2 separate regions of the Homo sapiens genome follow, and region 2 is linked to region 1. A link is a loop called in an ENCODE intact Hi-C map of the cell type or tissue named here. Cell type or tissue: endothelial cell of umbilical vein. All regions are shown on one strand. Each heading gives the region's core, and the rest is flanking DNA. Links, peaks and the distances in the headings are about the cores only.

The links. Hi-C counts contacts between places; a loop is a spot of excess contacts. Peaks named below come from ENCODE experiments on the same cell type or tissue, not always from the same donor. Only the 100,000 strongest peaks of a DNase experiment are listed, where the experiment ranks them.
Region 2: a loop joins it to region 1, with 6 times the contacts of the local background. A loop is called at or near these places in 1 of 110 quality-filtered maps.

Annotation. Positions count from the first base shown.
Region 1 is chr11:76,818,359-76,829,268 of GRCh38, forward strand. It overlaps LOC124902720 (a long non-coding RNA gene), which reads right to left and starts at 1,544. Exons shown (of 3, transcript XR_007062789.1): 1 at 1,190-1,544. RefSeq lists a cis regulatory region at 5,050-6,280. In endothelial cell of umbilical vein, for the core only: no CTCF peak of the experiment used is centred there; DNase peaks (open chromatin) are centred at 5,443, 6,063 and 7,153; H3K4me3 peaks cover 330 bases; H3K27ac peaks cover 3,182 bases.
Region 2 is chr11:76,880,393-76,891,302 of GRCh38, forward strand. The region is part of intron 1 of ACER3 (alkaline ceramidase 3); the gene reads left to right. Among named protein-coding and RNA genes, the nearest start is that of ACER3, 25 kb to the left of the region's middle. In endothelial cell of umbilical vein, for the core only: no CTCF peak of the experiment used is centred there; DNase peaks (open chromatin) are centred at 5,159 and 8,749; H3K27ac peaks cover 1,385 bases.

The DNA.
Region 1 (10,910 bases), core at 1,305-9,304:
AACCTCAAAGTTAAATACATAGGTATTTTTGCCAACAACTCAAAAGATTTAGCTAACATTAAATTACTCTTATATGTCAAAAAAAGGTACACAAACCAAGATCATTTTGTTTATAGTTTTATATGTACAAACTGGGTTTATATATACAGGCTGGGTTTATAGTTTTACAACCTTCTATGCTAAACCCTGACATCTCAAAATATCTAGCAGAGACAAATATAAAATCCAGACAAAAATGTATGCTGACAATTCTGAAGGCATTTCTATTTTTATTTTACCAATTATTTTAAAGCCAGCTTGTTTTGTAAAGTTATACTTAAGTCACGTGAACTTGAAAATTGCTTGGACTTATTTGCTTAATTTATTAGCGCTCTTTTACTTATAAGCCAATCTGGTAGACACAACATATAACAATAAATTATATACAAATAAACACATCTATACATGTATACACACACATGAATGAAGATCTAATAGCTTGGAATCCTAGTCATGAGATAGCAATACAAGCTCACTGGTTTTACTTTGCCCCAGTAGGTAATCCAACAAAGGCTGTGAACCAAAATTTCAGGTAAAGAAGTTTCCCTGGCAGTTTGATTTTTAAAGCCAAACCTCCCCAGACTCCAAAGAATATTGGGGCCAAACAGCACCAAAGGAGAGCATCACAGGTTAACCAGGCCCCCTGCTTAGAACAGCAGCACAAAAGCCTGGCCACATGCAACGCCACCCCACTTTCCCAATCAACAGCAAACTTCAGATTCCAAACAACATTGGGGCCAAATGGTATTGCAACTGTGAGAGAAAATTCATAGGAGGGCCTAGCACTGGGCCTCAGCACTTCTGCCAAGGGCATCCCCTTTGGAGAGGTTGAGGACCGGAGGATCTCCCGGAGCGTCCCCCTTTGGGGTCCAATCTTAGAGTGTCAGATGTCTCTGACCTTAGGTGGGCACTGGTGCCAGTTGCAAGTTTTCCCACCAGAGGCGATGGCCCACTGTGAGCTTTCCTTTTGTCCCAGGATGAAGGCCTCGACTTCTAGCATCCTTATAATTTGATAAGGCCAAGCTTTCCCATGTTTCCTGTTCCATGAGCTTTAAAGATAGGAACTGAAGGCTAGGCAGGTTTCTCTGCCCTTAGCTAGTGGAGTAGGGGAAGGGAAGAATTTCGCATAAGAAAAGAAGGTTTAAGTCACCTGAAACTCATGTGAGTTTGCCCGAGCTGCACCAAATGTAGGGATCAGGGACCACAACTGGAAAAGATAAAAAATTGTCCTTCAGAGTGGCCCTGGCCAGAAGCCTGCAGTTGCCTCTGTGTTTAGGCGCTGCCCACCAAGTGTCCCAAGTTGGAAAGGAAAAGAGAGAGAGAGAGAGAGAGAGAGAGAGAGAGAGAGAGAGAGAAAGAGAGAGACTCACTTGTATAGAGCAGAAAAGAAAGGGGAAAGGAGAAAAATAAATCCCAAACTTTGGGCTTACCTCCTGGCTGGTTCACTAAGATATGTTACCAGTTAAAGGTGTCCAGGTTCTTGGCGTCTTGAACAAAGAATTGGACAAAACACACAAACAAAGCAAGGAAAGAATGAAGCAACAAACACAGAGATTTATTGAAAATGAAAGTATACCCCATAGGGGCGTCGAGCATAGGGGCTCAAGAGCCCCATTACAGAGTATTCTGGGTTGAAATATACTCTAGAGGTTTCCATTGGTTACTTGGTGTATGCCCTATGTAAATGAAGAGGATATTTCCTGTCGTAGCTGAAGTGTTTCCATTTGATTTAGTTCTAGGAAGTCCAGCGTGGATCGGCCTTAGGTTCTCTGCCTCCTGCCTCAGAAGAACAGAGGAGCGTCAGGGACCCAAAATACCCCTGTGGCTGCCCTCATGCTGGCCCTTAGCAATCAAAGAAATACAGATTTAAATACTAAGGATTTTGTTTTGTTTTATATCTAGGAGGAGGTCCCTAGTTTGGAGAACAGGCTGTTTCATACCCAGCTTGAGACACAGCATTGGCACAAACCTTGCTGAGGAGCAATTTGGCAATATGTTCCCTATGCCCTAAAAATTGCCTCAGTAATTTCACTTCTGTAATACTCTTCTTAGGAAACAATTATAGGTAAGTAAAAGATTTAGCTACAATAATACTTATTTTGCTACTTATAATAGCAAAAATATTGAAGACATTCTAAAGATTCATCAATAGCATGGCTGTTTAAGTAACTTATGTCTCAGGACAGAATATTGGCAACCATTAAATTTCAGCTGCATGGCCAGGTGAGGTGGCTCACACCTGTAATCCCAGCACTTCAGGAGGTGGAGGCAGGAGGATTGCTTGAGCCTAGGAGTCAGAGACCAACCTGGGCAATACAGTGAGACTCATCTCAAAAAAAGAAGAAGAAAAAGAAAAAAAAAATTAAGCTGCACAGCTCTCCCTCTCCCTCTCCCTCTCCCTCTGCCTCTCCCTCTCCCTCTCCCTCTCCCTCCACGGTCTCCCTCTGATGCCGAGCCGAAGCTGGACTGTACTGCTGTACTGCTGCCATCTCGGCTCACTGCAACCTCCCTGCCTGATTCTCCTGCCTCAGCCTGCCGAGTGCCTGCGATTGCAGGCGCGCGCCGCCACACCTGACTGGTTTTCGTATTTTTTTGGTGGAGACGGGGTTTCGCTGTGTTGGCTGGGCTGGTCTCCAGCTCCTAACCGTGAGTGATCCGCCAGCCTCGGCCTCCCGAGGTGCCGGGATTGCAGATGGAGTCTGGTTCACTCAGTGCTCAATGGTGCCCAGGCTGGAGTGCAGTGGCGTGATCTCGGCTCACTACAACCTCCACCTCCCAGCCGCCTGCCTTGGCCTCCCAAAGTGCCTAGAGTGCAGCCTCTGCCCGGCCGCCACCCCGTCTGGGAAGTGAGGAGTGTCTCTGCCTGGCTGCCCATCGTCTAGGACGTGAGGAGCCCCTCTGCCTGGCTGCCCAGTCTGGAAAGTGAGGAGCGTCTCTGCCCGGCCGCCATCCCATCTAGGAAGTGAGGAGCGTCTCTGCCTGGCCGCCCATCGTCTGAGATGTGGGGAGCGCCTCTGCCCCACTGCCCCGTCTGGGATGTGAGGAGCGCCTCTGCCCGGCCGCGACCCCATCTGGGAGGTGAGGAGCGTCTCTGCCCAGCCGCCCCGTCTGAGAAGTGAGGAGTCCCTCCGCCTGGCAACCGCCCCGTCTGAGAAGTGAGGAGCTCCTCCGCCCGGCAGCTGCCCCATCTGAGAAGTGAGGAGCCCCTCTGCCCGGCAGCCACCCCATCTGGGAAGTGAGGAGCGTCTCCACCCGGCAGCCACCCCGTCCGGGAGGGAGGTGGGGGTCAGCCCCCGCCAGGCCAGCCGCCCGGTCCGGGAGGGAGGTGGGGGGGTCAGCCCCCCGCCCGGCCAGCCGCCCTGTCTGGGAGGTGAGGGGCGCCTCTGCCCGGCCGCCCCTACTGGGAAGTGAGGAGACCCTCTGCCCAGCCACCACCCCGTCTGGGAGGCGTACCCAACAGCTCGTTGAGAACGGGCCATGATGACAATGGCAGTTCTGTGGAGTGGAAAGGGGGGAAAGGTGGGGAAAAGATTGAGAAATCGGATGGTTGCCGTGTCTGTGTAGAAAGAAGTAGACATGGGAGACTTTTCATTTTGTTCTGTACTAAGAAAAATTCTTCTGCCTTGGAAAAAAAAAAAAAAAGAAACTGGTAAAAAAAAAAAAATTAAGCTGCACATAGGCAATTTTTTTTTTTAAATCTTTGATTCCTATCTCACATCTTATATAAAAATTAACTCAAAATGGATCACAGACCTAAATGTAAAACAAAATGTTGCAATTTTTAGGAAAAAACATAGGAGAAAATCTCTAAGATCAAGGACTAGGCAAAGGGATTTTTAGACTTCAGATCAAAAGCAGACTCCACAAATGAAAAAAATTGATAAACTGGACCTCATCAAAATTTAAAAGTTTGTTTTATAAAAGAACCTGTGAAAAAGATGAAAAATTAAAGTACAGGTTGAGCTAAAATAGTTGCAAACCACACATCCAACAAAGAACCTATATGTAGTATGTATAAAGAATTCTCAAAACTCAGCAGTAAAAAGAACAAAATCTCAATCAGAATATGGGCAAAAAAACATGAACAGATATTTCACCAAATAAAATATACAAAAGGCAAATAAGCACATTAAAAGATGTTCCACATAATTGGCCATCAGTGAAATGCAAATTAAAACCACAATGATGTAACACTACATACCTACCACAGCGGCTAAAATAAAAAATAGTGACAACACCAAATGCTGGCAAGAATGTGGAGAAAGTGGATCACTTGTGCAAAGCTGGTGGGAATGCAAAAGGACACAGCCATTCTGGAAAACAGTCTTATAATTTGTTATAAAACTAAACAATACACTCATCATACAACCCAGCAATCACACTCTTAGGCATTCATCCCAGAGAAATGAAGACATATTCACACGAAACCTGGACACAAACCTTCATAATAATCATCTGTAATAGTCAAAAAGGGGAAACAACTCTGATGCTCTCCAACAGGTGAAAGGTATAGAAACCATAGTATATCCATACTATAAAATCCTGCATAGCAATATAAAGGAACACATTATTGACACTTGTAAAGGTTTCAAAGGAATTATGAAATATATCCAATCCCAAAATGTTATATATTATATGATTCTAATAATATATAATATAATATAATATATGATTCTAATAATATATAATATAATATAATTATAATAATATACAATATATAATATATTAACATTAATATATATTAATATATATTATATATAAAATATATATTATAATATTATATAGTTATATATTAATAGTATATAATATTATTGATAATCAATATAATAATATTGAAATAATGTTAAGATTATGTAGAATATATAATATTCTTGGAATCATATAGCATGTAACAAAAAGTAGTATGTATGTAATCAAACGAATACACACTTTAGTGTATTTCTTGCATTACAATGTAATCATAGAAATACACTATACTATCTTTATACCCTATAAGAATGGTATGTAACATTCCAATCATACTTACTATATAATTTCAAGAATACATAATATTCTTTCTTTTTTTTTTAACTCAGGGTCTTGTTCTGTCACACAGGCTGGAGTACAGTGGCGCGATCTCCGCTCACTGCAGCCTCCACCCCTCCCCCGATATCTGCTGATATGACTAGTCCTGCCTGGACACTGCAGGGACACACGACATCCATCCCCCTTTCAGGAGAAGGAGGTGGGAGGGAGACATAGGAGGCATCTCAGTGCCAAGCCTCCCCAGCACGCACACACACACAGAGGAGCCTGCGTGTATTCATCCACACACCTCACTGCCCAGGAACGACTTCCAGGGTTCCCAAATCCCTCATATCCCACCAGGAATTTCAGCTCTGCTCTTGTAGCCCTAAGGGAAATGAGTCAGTGGGAGGAGCTGAGGAAAACAAAGAGAGGAAGGAAGGAGGCAGTTCCGGGTTTCCCACAGGAGTTCTGAGGTAACTTTATGAGAGTCACTTCTCCTCTTGGAACCTCAGCTTCCTCATTTGCCAATCAGGGTGTGGGTCCCTATCCTAAACCACACTGGGGCCACCATGAGGATCCAATAAGATCAGGAATAGAAAAGAGCTTAGAAAAATCAGGGACCTGGGTCAGATAGCAGAGGGTGGTACAGGGGCTATTGCTGTATAAAGTGGTCTGAGATCTTCCTTCCTTCCCTTCTCATTCATTCATTCATTCATTCATGCCTTCTCTCTTGGCCAAGCCCTGAACCAGGCAGTAGAGATGGAGAGATGAGTCAGCCAGGGTATTACCCTCAGGAGTACCCGTGGTGGTAGTGATGTGGGATGGGGAAGGGAGAAATGGAATCAACTCAGTCTGCGGAACACAAGGAAGGCTTCATGGAGGAAGTGACCTGGGGCTGGGATTTGAAGAAGTAATAAGAGTTTGCCCTGATGCACAAGATGGGGAAGGGCATAGCAGACTTACAAAGCAAAGGCATAGACATGAAAAAGCACCTCCCCCTCTCAGTGCATGACAGATTCCAGGAAGAGCTTTCTAAAGATACGTGCAAAGAGGGAGAAAGACTTCTAGGAAAGGAAGGGCGTGTGAAGGGGCCAGCTTTGTTTGGAATGCTCTGGCGAGTCAGCATTATGTGGTGAATGGAGGGGCTGGAATACAAGGCCTTTTGGGTTTTCTTAGGTCTAAGCTCTGAGTTAACCCTGATTAGAAAGAAAATATAAGGTTTCTATGCCTCTGCACCCAAGAAGCAGTGCCACATCTGAGGACTAAAGAAAAATCTCGAGCTAGGCACAGTGGCACACACCTGTAATCCCAGGACTTTGGCAAGCTGCAGTGGGAGCATTGCTTGAGCCCAGGAGTTCGAGACTAGCCTAGGCAACATAAGGAGACTCTGTCTCTAACAAAAAGAAAAAAAAATTCGCCTGGTGTGGTGGCACATGCCTGTAGTCCCAGCTACTTAGGAGGCTAAGGTGTAAGGATTGCTTGAGCCTGAGAGGTTGAGGCTGCGGTGAACCATGATGGCACCACTGCACTCCAGCCTGGGTGACAGAACGAGGCCCTGTCACAAAAAAAAAAAAAAAAAAAAGGAAACGAAAAGAAAAGAAAAATATTGAGCCAGGGTCACGCTATTACCAAACTCACAGGTGAGGTTTGCATGCTCTGGCAGGCAACCTCAAACACCCACAGCCTCTCTTGCCAGGGGCCTGAGGGCATTTGTCTTCCCATAATTAAGTCTTGGCATCCCATTCTGAGTTTTTCCAGGGAGGACCTGGGCCCCAGGCCTTCCGCCTGAGTAAAAACCTGTTAAAGCATGTGTGGGCTGGGTGTGGGCTATGTGGAAGGGCCAAGATGAAATGGCCAGCGCCTGCACTCCCAGCAGAAGAGGCAGCCCAGTCAGCATCCTGACCTCTGAGGACTCCCAACTAGCACCCAGTGATACACAGGACTTTTCTCCTTCTGATGCCTATAATCAATTTCTCCCTAATTCCCCTGAGATCTGCCCCCTGAAAACACAGGTCCAGTCATCCCCATTAAGCACTGGTCTCCTCCCCTGCCAAGACTGGGAGCTTTTGGCTTCTTTCTCTGCCCTCAAGGACAGTAGCTGAGTAAACTGAATATTATCCTGGTTCAAGCTGACTCAGAATGGAGAGGAAGAGGAATTTGTAGGGTAATCTCTAGGAGTCCAGGCCTTTGTGATGGTCTAGAGACAGTGGCTGAGGTCTGAGCTGGGCCGAGGACCTGGATAGGAAGAGAGACCACAAGACTCTGTGACTGACTGAATATGGGAGTGAGAGGGAGGGGTGCAGACCAAAAGTAAAATTCTAAGCCCCCCAACTGACTGAATGGACCCCCATCTTGGCCAAGGGGATCCCCCAAAAACCTGAAAAACTAGTACAGGCCATGACAGGAAGAGGAAGTCCAACATGTCTCCTTATAACCACTTCCTTTGGAGTTTAGGCACAGCTGACCAATGTCTATATTAAAACAGAGATCATAAGACTGACAAAACAGACTATTTGTAGCAATAAGATACCAAATTCCAACCTAGCTCTAGTATAGCATCACATGACGGATAGCAGGCCCTGAAAGAAATCTAAGTATTTTAGCCCAAAATATATCTCTTTGACATATCCTGAAATGACCCTGCAAAGCTGGTCTTTTGCTGGGGAAGTGTGCATTCTGTAGATAATCTCCTTCCCTTAAGTGGGTCTTTTCCAGGGAGTCTAATACCCTTTAAGTTTCCATAAGAGACATTTACCATCTACTGCTTACTTAGAGGCTTTGTCTATATAACAAGAACATAGCAAGAACCTTGGCTTCCAGTCCCCTTATCTCAATGCACATCTCTCTTTCTGCTGACTCAATTCTTTAGGAAAAGATCAACTCTTTCAACCAATTGCCAATCAGGAAATCTTTAAATCCACCTATGACCTGTAACCCCCCAGCTTAGAGATGTCCTACCTTTCTGGGCTGAATCAATGTATACCTTGAAAGTATCAATTTATGTCTTTTTTTTATTATTATACTTTAAGTTTTAGGGTACATGTGCACAATATGCAGGTTAGTTACATATGTATACGTGTGCCATGCTGGTGTGCTGCACCCATTAACTCGTCATTTAGCATTAGATATATCTCCTAATGCTATCCCTCCCCACTCCCCCAACCCCACAACAGTCCCCAGAGTGTGATGTTCCCCTTCCTGTGTCCATGTGATCTCATTGTTCTATTCCCACCTATGAGTGAGAACGTGTGGTGTTTGGTTTTTTGTCCTTGCGATAGTTTGCTGAGAGTGATGGTTTCCAATTTCATCCATGTCCCTACAAAGGACATGAACTCATCCTTTTTTATGGCTGCATAGTATTCCATGGTGTATATGTGCCACATTTTCTTAATCCAGTCTATCCTTGTTGGACATTTGGGTTGGTTCCAAGTCTTTGCTATTGTGAATAGTGCCACAATAAACATATGTGTGCATGTGTCTTTACAGCAGCATGATTTATAGTCCTTTGGGTATATACCCAGTAATGGGATGGCTGGGTCAAATGGTATTTCTAGTTCTAGATCCCTGAGGAATCGCCACACTGACTTCCACAATGGTTGAACTAGTTTACAGTCCCACCAACAGTGTAAAAGTGTTCCTATTTCTCCACATCCTCTCCAGCACCTGTTGTTTCCTGACTTTTTTATGATTGCCATTCTAACTGGTGTGAGATGGTATCTCATTGTGGTTTTGATTTACATTTCTCTGATGGCTAGTGATGGTGAGCATTTTTTCATGTGTTTTTTGGCTACATAAATGTCTTCTTTTGAGAAGTGTCTGTTCATGTCCTTTGCCCACTTTTTGATGGGGTTGTTTTTTTCTTGTAAATTTGTTTGAGTTCATTGTAGATTCTGGATATTAGCCCTTTGTCAGATGAGTAGATTGCAAAAATTTTCTCCCATTCTGTAGGTTGCCTGTTCACTCTGATGGTAGTTTCTTTTGCTGTGCAGAAGCTCTTTAATTTAATTAGATCCCATTTGTCGATTTTGGCTTTTGTTGCCATTGCTTTTGGTGTTTTAGACATGAAGTCCTTGCCCATGCCTATGTCCTGAATGGTAATGCCTAGGTTTTCTTCTAGGGTTTTTATGGTTTTAGGTCTAACGTTTAAGTCTTTAATCCATCTTGAATTAATTTTTGTGTAAGGTGTAAGGAAGGGATCCAGTTTCAGCTTTGTACATATGGCTAGCCAGTTTTCCCAGCACCATTTATTAAATAGGGAATCCGTTCCCCATTGCTTGTTTTTCTCGGGTTTATCAAAGATCAGATAGCTGTAGATATGTGGCATTATTTCTGAGGGCTCTGTTCTGTTCCATTGATCTATATCTCTGTTTTGGTACCAGTACCAGGCTGTTTTGGTTACTGTAGCCTTGTAGTATAGTTTGAAGTCAGGTAGCATGATGCCTCCAGCTTTGTTCTTTTGGCTTAGGATTGACTTAGTGATGCGGGCTCTTTTTTGGTTCCATATGAACTTTAAAGTAATTTTTTCCAATTCTGTGAAGAAAGTCGTTGGTAGCTTGATGGGGATGGCATTGAATCTATAAATTACCTTGGGCAGTATGGCCATTTTCATGATATTGATTCTTCCTCTCCATGAGCTTGGAATGTTCTTCCATTTGTTTGTGTCCTCTTTTATTTCATTGAGCAGTGGTTTGTAGTTCTCCTTGAAGAGGTCCTTCATATCCCTTGTAAGTTGGATTCCTAGGTATTTTATTATCTTTGAAGCAATTATGAATGGGAGTTCACTCATGATTTGGCTCTCTGTTTGTCTGTTATTGGTGTATAAGAATGCTTGTGATTTTTGCACATTGATTTTGTATCCTGAGACTTAGCTGAAGTTGCTTATCAGCTTAAGGAGATTTTGGGCTGAGACGATGGGGTTTTCTAGATATACAATCTGCAAACAGGGACAATTTGACTTCCTTGTTTCCTAATTGAATACCCTTTATTTCTTTCTCTTGCCTGATTGCCCTGGCCAGAACTTCCAACACTATGTTGAATAGGAGTGGTGAGAGAGGACATCCCTGTCTTGTGCCAGTTTTCAAAGGGAATGCTTCCAGTTTTTGCCCATTCAGTATGATATTGGCTGTGGGTTTGTCACAAATAGCTCTTATTATTTTGAGATATGTCCCATCAATACCTAATTTATTGAGAGTTTTTAGCATGAAGGGCTGTTGAATTTTGTCAAAGGCCTTTTCTGCATCTATTGAGATAGTCAGGTGGTTTTTGTCTTTGGTTCTGTTTATATGCTGGATTACGTTTATTGATTTGCGTATGTTGAACCAGCCTTGCATCCCAGGGATGAAGCCCACTTGATTATGGTGGATAAGCTTTTTGATGTGCTGCTGGATTCGGTTTGCCAGTATTTTATTCAGGATTTTTGCATCGATGTTCATCAGGGATATTGGTCTAAAATTCTCTTTTTTTGTTGTGTCTCTGCAAGGCTTTGATATCAGGATGATGCTGGCCTCATAAAATGAGTTAGGGAGGATTCCCTCTTTTTCTATTGATTGGAATAGTTTCAGAAGGAATGGTACCAGCTCCTCCTTGTACCTCTGGTAGAATTTGGCTGTGAATCCGTCTGGTCCTGGACTTTTTTTGGTTGGTAAGCTATTAATTATTGCCTCAATTTCAGAGCCTGTTATTGGTCTATTCAGAGATTCAACTTCTTCCTGGTTTAGTCTTGGGAGGGTGTCTGTGTCCCGGTACCTCAGTTGGAAATGCAGAAATCACCCGTCTTCTGTGTAGCTCACGCTGGAAGTTGTAAACTGGAGCTGTTCCTATTCCGCCATCTTGGAACCGCCCCCTAAATGTATTTCATTTTTGTG
Region 2 (10,910 bases), core at 1,281-9,280, 62 kb after region 1:
ACAAGCAATCAGTTTTGCAGTGGACACTAGCTGGGTATCTTTCAATTCAATTCTGACACTGTCTACTTGGTAGCATCAGATCCCACAGGTTGAGGGCTCAGTCCCACAAGACCGTCCTCCACTTCCCATGCCAGTCGGAAGCCCCATGTTGTTTTACTTGTGTTTCTGACTAACCTGCTATAAATAGGATCAGATTCAGATTCTTCTTGGCTTCTCTGTGCAGCATTCCTTCCTCCAGGGCATGGGATGGGGCCCCTTCTGAAATGGGGGTCTTGTGATCTACAATCAGATATAGTAGCAGAGAATTTCTTTATGTCCAGCTTTGAGACAGAAAGGTGAGGGAAGATTAGAGTATATTTTTTAGTTTATATGGCCTGCCATGGGGAGAAATAGCAAGGACTGTGGGAGTTATAAACCAGGAACTGTGGATGAAAACATATATATATATTATGTATGTATACTATCACAGCACTCCCTAAGCTTATTGTGCTGGTATTTGGAGGTGGGGGCTTTGAGACATAATTAGTTCATGAGGGTCTACCCTTATGACTGGGATTAGTGCCCTTGTAAGAAGATGCCAGGGTGGGGTATGGTGGCTCACACCTATAATACCAGCAGTTTGGGAGAGTGAGGTAGGCGGATTGTTTGAGCCCAGGAGTGCGAGACCAGCCTGGGCAATATGGTGAAACTCATCTCTACAAAAATAAAAGAAATTAGCCCCGCATGGTGGTGCACACCTGTAGTCCCAGCTGCTTGGGAGGCTGAGATGGAAGGATTGCTTGAACCTGGGAGGTCAATGCTGCAGTGAGGTATGATTGCACCACTGCACTCCGGCCTGGATGACAGAGTAAGATAATGTCTCAAAAAAAAAAAAAAAAAGTAGAATTCCCAAGCAGATAACAATTTAAATGTTATTAACAGGGCAACAAATTATCAGGTTTATCTTTGGTTTATATGGTTTGGTTTGGGTCTATCATTTTATTATTGTAATTATACTAGCTTTTTTTTTGTTCTTCTGCATTTTAACAAATTATTTGAATATTATTTTAGAATTAAAATATTTTACTATTGCCTTTTTAGCCATTCTTCTTTGCATTATTTATTTAGTGGTTACTCTAGGGATTACAATACATGTCTTTAACTTTTCACAGCCCACTTCATGGACCACTTCATGAAAAATGTAGAAGCTTGCACAATAAGGCAACTATATAGGCTCATATCCTACCTACCTTGTTCTTTATGCTATAGTTATTATATGTATTACATTTATGTTATAAACCTCCAAATATCAGCATATTAAAAGTAAACAAGTTATAAATAAGTTAAAAGAAAAAGGAAACATACTGTCTTTTGTAGCTTACCATTTCTGATGCTCTTCACCGTTGTCTGAGGATATACATTTCCCTCTGGTATCATTTTCCTTCAGCAAGTTGAGCTTCTCATATCTATAAATTTCTATATTTCATTACATTTTGAAAACTTTGATCGTTATGTATTCAAATTTTTTTCTGCTTCATTCTCTCTCTCTTCTATCCTTTGGCTCCAATTACAGATATATTGCATAGTTTATAGGTTCATTAGGATCTGTTTAGGATTATTTTGTAAAAAATCTTTTTTTTTTTTTTTTTTTGAGATGGAGTCTCGCTCTGTTGTTCAGGCTGGAGTGCAGTGGCGCGATCTTGGCTCACTGCAAGCTCCACCTCCCGAGTTCATGCCATTCTCCTGCCTCAGCCTCCCGAGTAGCTGGGACTACAGGCGCCCGCCACCACGCCCGGCTAATTTTTTTGTATTTTTAGTAGAGATGGGGTTTCACCGTGTTAGCCAGGATGGTCTCGATCTCCTGACCTCGTAATCTGCCCGCGTCAACTGCCAAAGTGTTGGGATTACAGGCTTGAGCCATTGTGCCCGGCCCAAAATCTTTTTTTCTCTCTCTGTGCATATACATGTTGGGTAGTTTTGATTGACCTATCTTTATGTTGACTTAGTTTTTTCTCTGTCATCTATTTGTCTGTTAGGTCCATCTGGTGAATAATTTATTTCAGATATTGTATTTTCAGTTGTAGAGTGTCCACTTAGTTCTTCTTTATTATTTCTGTCTTTCTCCAGAGATTTCCTATCTTTTTTCATTATTGTTAGCATATTTTATCTTAATTCCTTGAGGCTAGTTATAGCGATTTATTTAACATCCTTGTCTGCTTTCTCTAACATCTAGATGATCTTGGGATCAGTCTCAATTGATATTCTTTTCTCGTTAGAATAAGAACCATTTTCCTGGTTCTTCATATGTTAGGTAATTTTAGACTTTATTCTGAACATAAAGAATGTTAAATTGTGGAGATTCAGGTATCTTTGTTTCTTATGAGTGTTGTTTCTGTTGTTTTAACTGGCATTTAGTTATCTTGACTGACTTGACTTGAACTGTATGTACACTCTTGTTTCTTGACCAGCATCTCATTTGTCTTTAGCTGAACTTCTTTCAACCTGTTATATGCACGTGTGGTTCATGGTTCAATCAGAGACATGGGCAGACAGAATTTAGGGATCCCTTCTTTGTTTTCCCTTTCGAGATTCCTCAGTTCTCTTCAGTGCCATATTTTTTTTTTCTGGCTTCAGTGTTCTGGTTCCCCAGACCAGCAAGCCTGTGGTGTTACCTTTCACTGTTTCTTATGTACTGTGTCAGCTGCACTTATCCCAAGGCTAAAAGCTGTGAAAATGGGAATTTACTTTGTACAGCTCCCCTTCTTGAAATGTGTACCCTGCATTAGAATTTGTCTGCTTCTTACACTCCGGTGCTTCCAGATAATCTCTTTTTGTATTATCCTGGATTTTACCGTATTTTTCTGAGGGGGAATTAGCTATTAGGGCCTTATTTTGTCATTGCTAGAAGCAGAAGTTTATATGGACCTTTTTACTATGTTCCATTTCTCTCCCCATTATGTCCATGTTTTCTTTAGATTCTTGAACATACTTGTAATAGGTGATCTAAAATCTTTGTCAGTTTCATCACTGTCATTTTGGCGTTGCTTCTTTTGAATGATTTTCTTGCTTTTTTTTTTTTTTTTTTTTGAGACAGAGTCTCACTCTGTCGCCCAGGCTGGAATGCAGTAGCACGATCTCAGCTCACTGCAACCTCCGCCCTCTGGGTTCAAGTAATTCTCCTGCCTCACTCAGCCTCCCTAATAGCTGGGATTACAGGTGTGTGCTACCACGCTTGGCTAATTTTCATATTTTTAGTAGAGACGGAGTTTCGCCATGTTGGCCAGGCTGATCTCGAATTCCTGACCTCAAGTGATCCACCCACCTCGGCCCCAAAGTGCTGGGATTACAGGTGTGAGCCACTGTGCCCAGCCGATTTTCTTGCTTTTTAACTTGTTTAGCAATTTCTGTTTGGATGCCAGACATGGTAATGGGATATTGTTGAGTGAATAGATTTTGTTGTCTTCTCTTAAAGTGTATTGGATTTTGTTCTGGCCAGCAGTTAGATTCTGATCAGTTGATCCCTTTCAAGGTTTGTTTTAAAGCATATTTTGGGAGTAGTTCTAGAGTTGTTGTCTTTATTCTTTTGCTAGTTTTGCTTCATTACCAAAATGTTCTAGGATCTCTACTGGATACTCTAAGTGTTCAGCATGATCACTGTTCTCTCTAGTCACAATGTGAAGGTCTCAAACCCTGTGTGTTATGGTAGTTGTTTGGTTTACAGCTCTATAGTAGTTATTTCTTCCCCTATTAGTTCTTTTCTCAGCCTAAGAGACTGTGAGCATGTGCAGTTTTTTATTCGGCGGTAGACTCAAAGATTCCTTGCAAATTTTGGGAGCTCTTTCTCTGCAAGACTGCTGTGCTATGCTTGGATTTTTTTTTTCCTTGCACCAAAGTCTAGAAATACTTCCTCCAGAAAGCTGAGTTTACCTCATTTATTTCCCTTTTCTCAGAGATCACATTGCTCTGCTACCTAGTTGTTCAATGCCTGAAAAGAATTTTTTCATAGCATTTGCCCTCTTTTATGCTTGTTAACTGCAAGGGAAAATCCAGTCCCAAGTTACTCCATTATGGCTAACAGTAAAAGTCCCCCAAATCATTGTAGTGTTCTTATGTTCATTAGTTTTAATATCTATTGGATCAAGCCCATTGTGATGTTAAAGTCTTCTGTAACTCTGCTGATTTGTACAGGGGGAGCATGTGAAGGTTGCTTCATCTATTAAACATTAAGATAGGTGTATTAAAATCTTCTACCATGTTGGTGGATTTGTTTATTTTCTTCATTATTATTCTGTTAGTTTTTGCTTTAAGTATTTTGAGGCTATGTAATTTAGTGCAAATATGTTTAGGATTATGATGTCTTCCAGGTGAATTGGATTCTTATTTTTCATTTTTCTTTTTTAATTTTTTTTTGAGACAGGGTCTCACTCTGTTGTCCAGGCTGGAGGGCAATGGCACAATCATAGTTCACTGCAGCCTTGACTTCCTGGGCTCAGCTGATCCTCCCACCTCAGCCTCTGGGATAGCTAGGACTACAGGCATGTGCCACCATGCCCAGCTAATTTTTTTGTATTTTTAGTACAGATGGGGTTTTGCCATGTTGCCCAGGCTGTCTCAAACTCCTGGGCTCAAGTAATCAATCCACCTGCCTTGGCCTCCCAAAGTGCTAGGATTATAGGTGTGAGCCACAAAGCCCAGCCAGATCCTTCTTTTTCTAATGCTTTTTGTTTTAAAGTTCTTTTGGTTTGAAGTATTTATTATCGTTTTTTATTCTTTACTTACAACCTTTCTGCATTCTTATATGTTATTTGCATGTACTATATGCTAGGCACTTAATTTAAAGGTGCCTGGGATTTGTTTTAATCAGGTTTGTTTAGACACAGAGACACAGAAATGACTGTCATGAAGGAAGAAGTTTTTTTTTTAAATTTTACTGTAAGTTCTGGGATACATGTGCAGAACATGCAGGTTTATTACATAGATGTGCATATGCCATGCTGGTTTGCTGCACCCATCAACCCATCATCTAGGTTTTAAGCCCCGCATGCCTTAGGTATTTGTCCTAATGCTCTCCCTCCCCTTGCCCAGGAAGAAGTTTTTATACTCAGTTTCCTAGAAACAGGATGAATAACACCATGTAGGGCCACTTGGGAAAGCACCAGGGTCAGTCGGGGGGCAGAGGAAGTGGGGAGAAACATGGGCATACAGCTTTATTCCTTCCTGCAGGAAGGAACAGGCAAGGCATTATGAGTCAGCTTAGGCTTGGCTAGTTTTGAGTAATTTCAGTGGGCGCTGGGATGTAGGGGCTGCCACTAGTTGTATGGTACGTGACCCTGGGGTAATTTGGGTAGGGGAATAGTAGCCTAGCATGTAAGAGTCTGATAAATGAGGTAGTTGGGACTATGGGCTCCGGATTGTTTGGTTTGCATATGGAAGGTGCACTCCTTTGCTATCTGGCTAGCTCTGGGAGGAGCAATTCCACCAGGGTAAGCAAGGCCCCAGATGCCAAAGCGTAAAATACAGAAGCCAGAAAACGTGGTTATCATAGCACTGTTCTAGGTACTTGTTCATAATGGCAGTGAGGAAAGCAGATAAGAAAGCCGTTGTCGTGAGCATGCATTCTAATGAGAGAAGATGACAAATAAACAATTAACCAAGTATATAAGTGTTTTCTAATTGTGATAAATGCTGTAAATAAAACTAGGTAATATAATAGAGAATGGCTGGAGGACTTCTTTAGATAGGGTAGTTAAGGAAGGCTTCTCTGAGTTGGTGGCATCTGGCATAAGCCCTGAAGAATGAGATGGCGCATGTGGTAATCTGGGGTAATGATGTTCCAGGCAGTACTGCAAATGGCCCTGTGGCTGGAATAGACTTGGTTTGGTCTAGGAACTTTGGGAAGATTAGTGTTTTGGAATGATGGGCAAGAAGGCAAGTAATTAGAAGAGATAGGCAGGGGTTGATTGTGTTAGCCTTGTAGACCATGGTAAAGAGATTGGCTTTTATTTTATTTGCAGTTGAAAGCCTTTGGAGTGTTTTCAGCCAGGAGAGTAAACTTTTTATACTCAGTTCAGAACAAGTCAGGTAGAAATACCATTGACAGTATAACACTTAGGAGATACGTTAGCATGTTACAATTATATGATTGAAAAGGAAGATGTTGTTAAATTGGAAACGTTTTCATGAAACAAATGGCTGCAAAGGAGGATTTTGATCATAGTGGGAGACTAGGATTGATGAAGAATGAGAATGGAATTTCAAAGGAGAGAAATCATACAAAGCATGCCTAGGTACTCAAGGTACTATGGGGGTTTTGCTGTTATTGTTTTTGAGACAGAGCCTGACTCTGTGGCCCAGGCTGGAGTGCAGTGGTGCCATCTTGGCTCACTGCAACCTCTGCCTCCTTGGTTCAAGCGATTCTTTTGCCTCAGCCTCCCAAGTAGCTGGAATTACAAGTGTGCGCTACACCTGGCTAATTTTTGTATTTTTTGTAGAGACGGGGTTTTGGCATGTTGCCCAGGCTGGTTTTGAACTCCTGAACTCAAGCAATCCTCCCGCCTTGGCCTCCCAAAGTGCTGGGATTACAGGCGTGAGCCATACCACCATGGGTTTAAGAACTTACTGTCGAGAACAATATATAAAGTTTAAGAATGACCAAAATAAATGATGAGAAAAAATAGATATAGAATAGCTATAAATCCTGCCTGGGCAACATAGTGAAACCCTGTCTCTACAAAAAAAATACAAAAATTAGCTGGGTGCATGCCTGTAGTCCTAGCTACTTGGGAGGCTGAGGTAGGAAGGTCGCTTGGGAGGTTGAGGCTGCAGTGAGCCATGATCATAGTCACTGCATTCCAGCTTGGGTAACAGAGCAAGACCCTGTCTCCAAATATATGTGTATGTCAGATAAGGCTTTTTGTCTTTAACTTTCTAGAAAATATTTTCAGTCAGAGATTGGGAGACTAAAGATAGATTGGTTTTAAGGGAGGTAAAGTTATAAGAGTAGGTGATGAGAAAGCAAAGGAGAACTCAAAGAGAGACTGCTTGAAGTAAATTTATATGCCTTGCATTAGATGGATCAAGAAAATGATCTTCATAAAGAAAATCATAATTGGTAGCTATCATTTTTAAAAGTATATAGTTTTTCAAATATATATATTTAAAACATTAAGAAAAGACATTGTTATAAAATATTTGTATAAAATATTTGTCCTGCTAATGTAATAGGATTGTTGTGAAGGTCAAATGAGGAAATTAATACAAATTGATTTTGTATTTCAAACCTTACTTAGAAAAGTGCTACCATTCAGAAGGGTACATATGAGTTTTTATGATGCCCACACATGTGCATAAATTGCATAAAACTTCTCTTACATATCTAGACATTACCATAACTAATTGAAGCTGTTTTGGAGTCTGTGGATGTTAATTACTATAGGTAACTTTTTTTTTTTTTTTTTTTTTTTTGGAGATAGGGCCTCACTCTGTTGTCCAGGCTGGAGTGCAGTTGCACGATCACAGTTCACTGCAGCCTCGACCTCCCAGACTCAAGCCATCTTCCTGCCTCAGCCTCCAAGTAGCTGGGACTACAGGTGCATGCCACCACACCTGGCTAGTTTTTGTATCTTCTGTAGAGATGGGGTTTTGCCATGTTGCCCAGGCCGGTCTTGGCAGCTCCTGGACTCAAGTGATCCACCCACCTCAGCCTCCCAAAGTGCTGGAATTATAGCCTGACTTGCTTATTATTGCCCTCTGTTAGGAGAGCCTTTTTAGGTTATATGTATGGTAAGCATGCTGTATAGCTATATTCATGAATTGCTCTACCAGCTGTGAAACTGGTATAAAGCTGTTGTGTATAATCAATAAATAAATGATTTGTTTTTTAAGATGCTAGACAAAACATGGCATTAATTTAAAAAAGATCTGAAATTTAAGCTATATATTGAATGTATTCCTTAAAATCTATTCTGTTTCTTTTGCCTGGCATATTTTTTCCCCAGTCTCTTACTTTCAGTAATTATATTACCAGATATTTATATATGGGAATACACACATTTATAATCTCACAGTTTCTGTGGGTTAGGAGTCTGAATCCAGTTTGGCTGAGTCCTTTGTTTATGATCTCACAGGGCTGCAATCAAGGTGTTAGCTGGGTCTCATCTGAAGCTGAACTGTGGAAGAATCTATTAGCAGAATTCAGTTTTCTGTGGTTATAGGACTGAGAGGCTTCAGTTTCTTGTTGGCTTTTGGATGGAAGCTGCCCTTGGCTCCTGGAGGCTGCCCTTCACATATGGGACTACCAAAATAGGCAGACCACAACATAGTAGCTTGCTTCTTCAAAGCCAGCAAGGGAATGAGAGACTTCAGCAAGATGGGTGCTACAGTCTTAGGTAATGTCATCACATACACATGATCATGTATCTCTTGTCACCTTGCCTTATTCTCTTGGTTAGCAGCAAGTCACAGTTTCTGCTTATACACTAAAGGAGGGAGTTACACAAGGCTATGGATACCAGGAGATAGGGATCTGGGGGCCACTTTAGATATCTGTGTTTCACATACCTTATTTTTATATTTCCAAGTGAAGTAATTATTGTTTTCTTTTTACTTTTTACCCTGTAACCAGGTCAATAAAGGCCAGTGGTCTTCTTGTTCCTTCGTGCTAGTGGGTGTTTACTTTTCTATTTCATCTAGCTATTAAGTAGCCCCACAAGCATCTCAGCTCTATATAGATGATCTCAGATCCATTTCCTATCCTTGTGTGGTCCAAGGCCTCATCTCTCATTCCTGTGTGAGCACTGAAACCCAACCTCCTATGGTACTGAGATAAGCAACTCACTGCCTTATCTCTTACCCTCTGAAGGGCAGTCATAACTGAGGTATTACTGTATTAGTTTTCAGTTGCCTCTTGGTTTTTTTTTTCCTTTTAAGAAGTACTTTGAGTTTTTTTTGGAGCCCAGCAGTGCATTTAAAAATATTATGTGTTAAATTTTTACAACTCATCTAGGTATTTGTAATGAGAGAATTTTAGGGTTTTCTGTCACATTGCTTAATAGCTATTTCTTTGTTTTCTTTTAGCCAAGGGTTTATTTCAGTACTGGAAATACTAAATGCTATATACACATATGTGTACTTACAAACATATAAGTGCATCAGATGATCAGTATTAGCACACATGGAAATATAGAGTTGAGAAGTATAGCATATGAAGACTTTCACAATCTGCCCTTTGACTCCCTCTCTAATGGCCTTTCTAAACACTTGCACTTTTGTATGGTACTGCTTTTGTATTCCTGAACACAGAATGCAGCTCATAGTTTCATGTATTTGCATACATTATTGTCTTTGTCTGGAATGTTCTGCTTTATGCCTCCCATCTCTCTTTATTTTGTTAATTCAGCCTTATTTCTTTTTCCTTCTAAATTTACTTTTTTGTATGTTTAATTATTCTATTTTTCATTTCTAGGGGTATTGTTTCTTTTTTTCAAATCTGCCTGGCCATTTTTGTTATTTTTTCTTTCTTGGTTATTTTTTCTTGCTATCTTATATTTCTTTAAATATTTTAAAAACACTTAACAATATTTCGTATTCAATAATTTCAGTATATTTCATTTTTGCTTGTCTAATTCTGTTGCTTATTGTTTTGCTGATTTTCTTTTATGGCTGCATGTTTCCTCATGTATTCTTGTGATTTTTTACCATTAATTCATTGTTTTGGAGATTTGAGAAATCTTTGAGACCATCTTGGATTGTAAAGTCTATGAGGGGAGGGCCCCTGTGGTTTTGTTCATTGCTGTATCCCAGGGCTTATTACAGTGTCTAGTACATGAGACTCTCAATAAATATTTATTGGATGAATAAATTACATGCCCACACCTTACAGACATAACTATAATTATTTATATATATGTTCATTTTCTCTACTGTATTGATAATACCTCAAGTTAGAGAACTTTTTGGCTTTAACGCTGTATCCCCAGCATTTAGCGCAGAGTCTAATATAGATTAAGTTCTCAGTAAATATTTGTTGAATGAATGAGGAATTGCTTGGCATATTCTGCCCAATGAAATCTTCAGAATAAGTAAGACTTATTTTGCCTGTTTTTCATTATAAAGTCATTTTAATGAAATGGAGGATACTAGAGAAATGATGAATCAGCTCACATAACTAGTGCGCATATTGTTCATGATAGATTAAAGCAGAACCATTTTCCAGACTGAACTCCAAAATCTTCAGTGTCACTGAAGGCTAATCACATTAACTATTCCTGTACTTACAGATTTCAAGGCATAGTGAGTATACAAAATGTTAATCCAGTAAATATGTACCAAACATCTACTATATGTATATTAGTTTGCAAGTTATGTGATATATTTTTTTCCCAGTATGTTATATGCTAACTAAGGTATAAGCTTAAAAATGTGAAAAGGATAAATAGAACACAAGATAAATGATCTATTATAGTAATCACCGGGTGCGGTGGCTCACTCCTGTAATCCTAGCACTTTGGGAGGCTGAGGCAGGCGGATCACCTGAGGTCAGGAGTTCGAGACCCGTGGCCAATATGACAAAACCCTGTCTCTACCAAAAAATACAAAAATTAGCCAGGCATGGTGGCACGTGCCTGTAGTTTCAGCTACTCTGGAGGCTGAGGCACGAGAATCGCTTGAACCCAGGAGGTGGAGGTTACAGTGAGCTGAGACTGCACCACTGCACTCCAGCCTGGGTGATAGAGCAAGACTGTCTAAAAAAAAAAAATTATTACATAATAAAAGAATTGTCTTAAAACAGTATCATTTCTTTAATCATATAGAATACAAATGAATGAATTTTATAGAGGTTCAGAGGAATCCAGTATTGTGATATTTTATATATATAATATATATATAATATATATATATATGTTTTCATCCACGGTTCCTGGCTCATAATT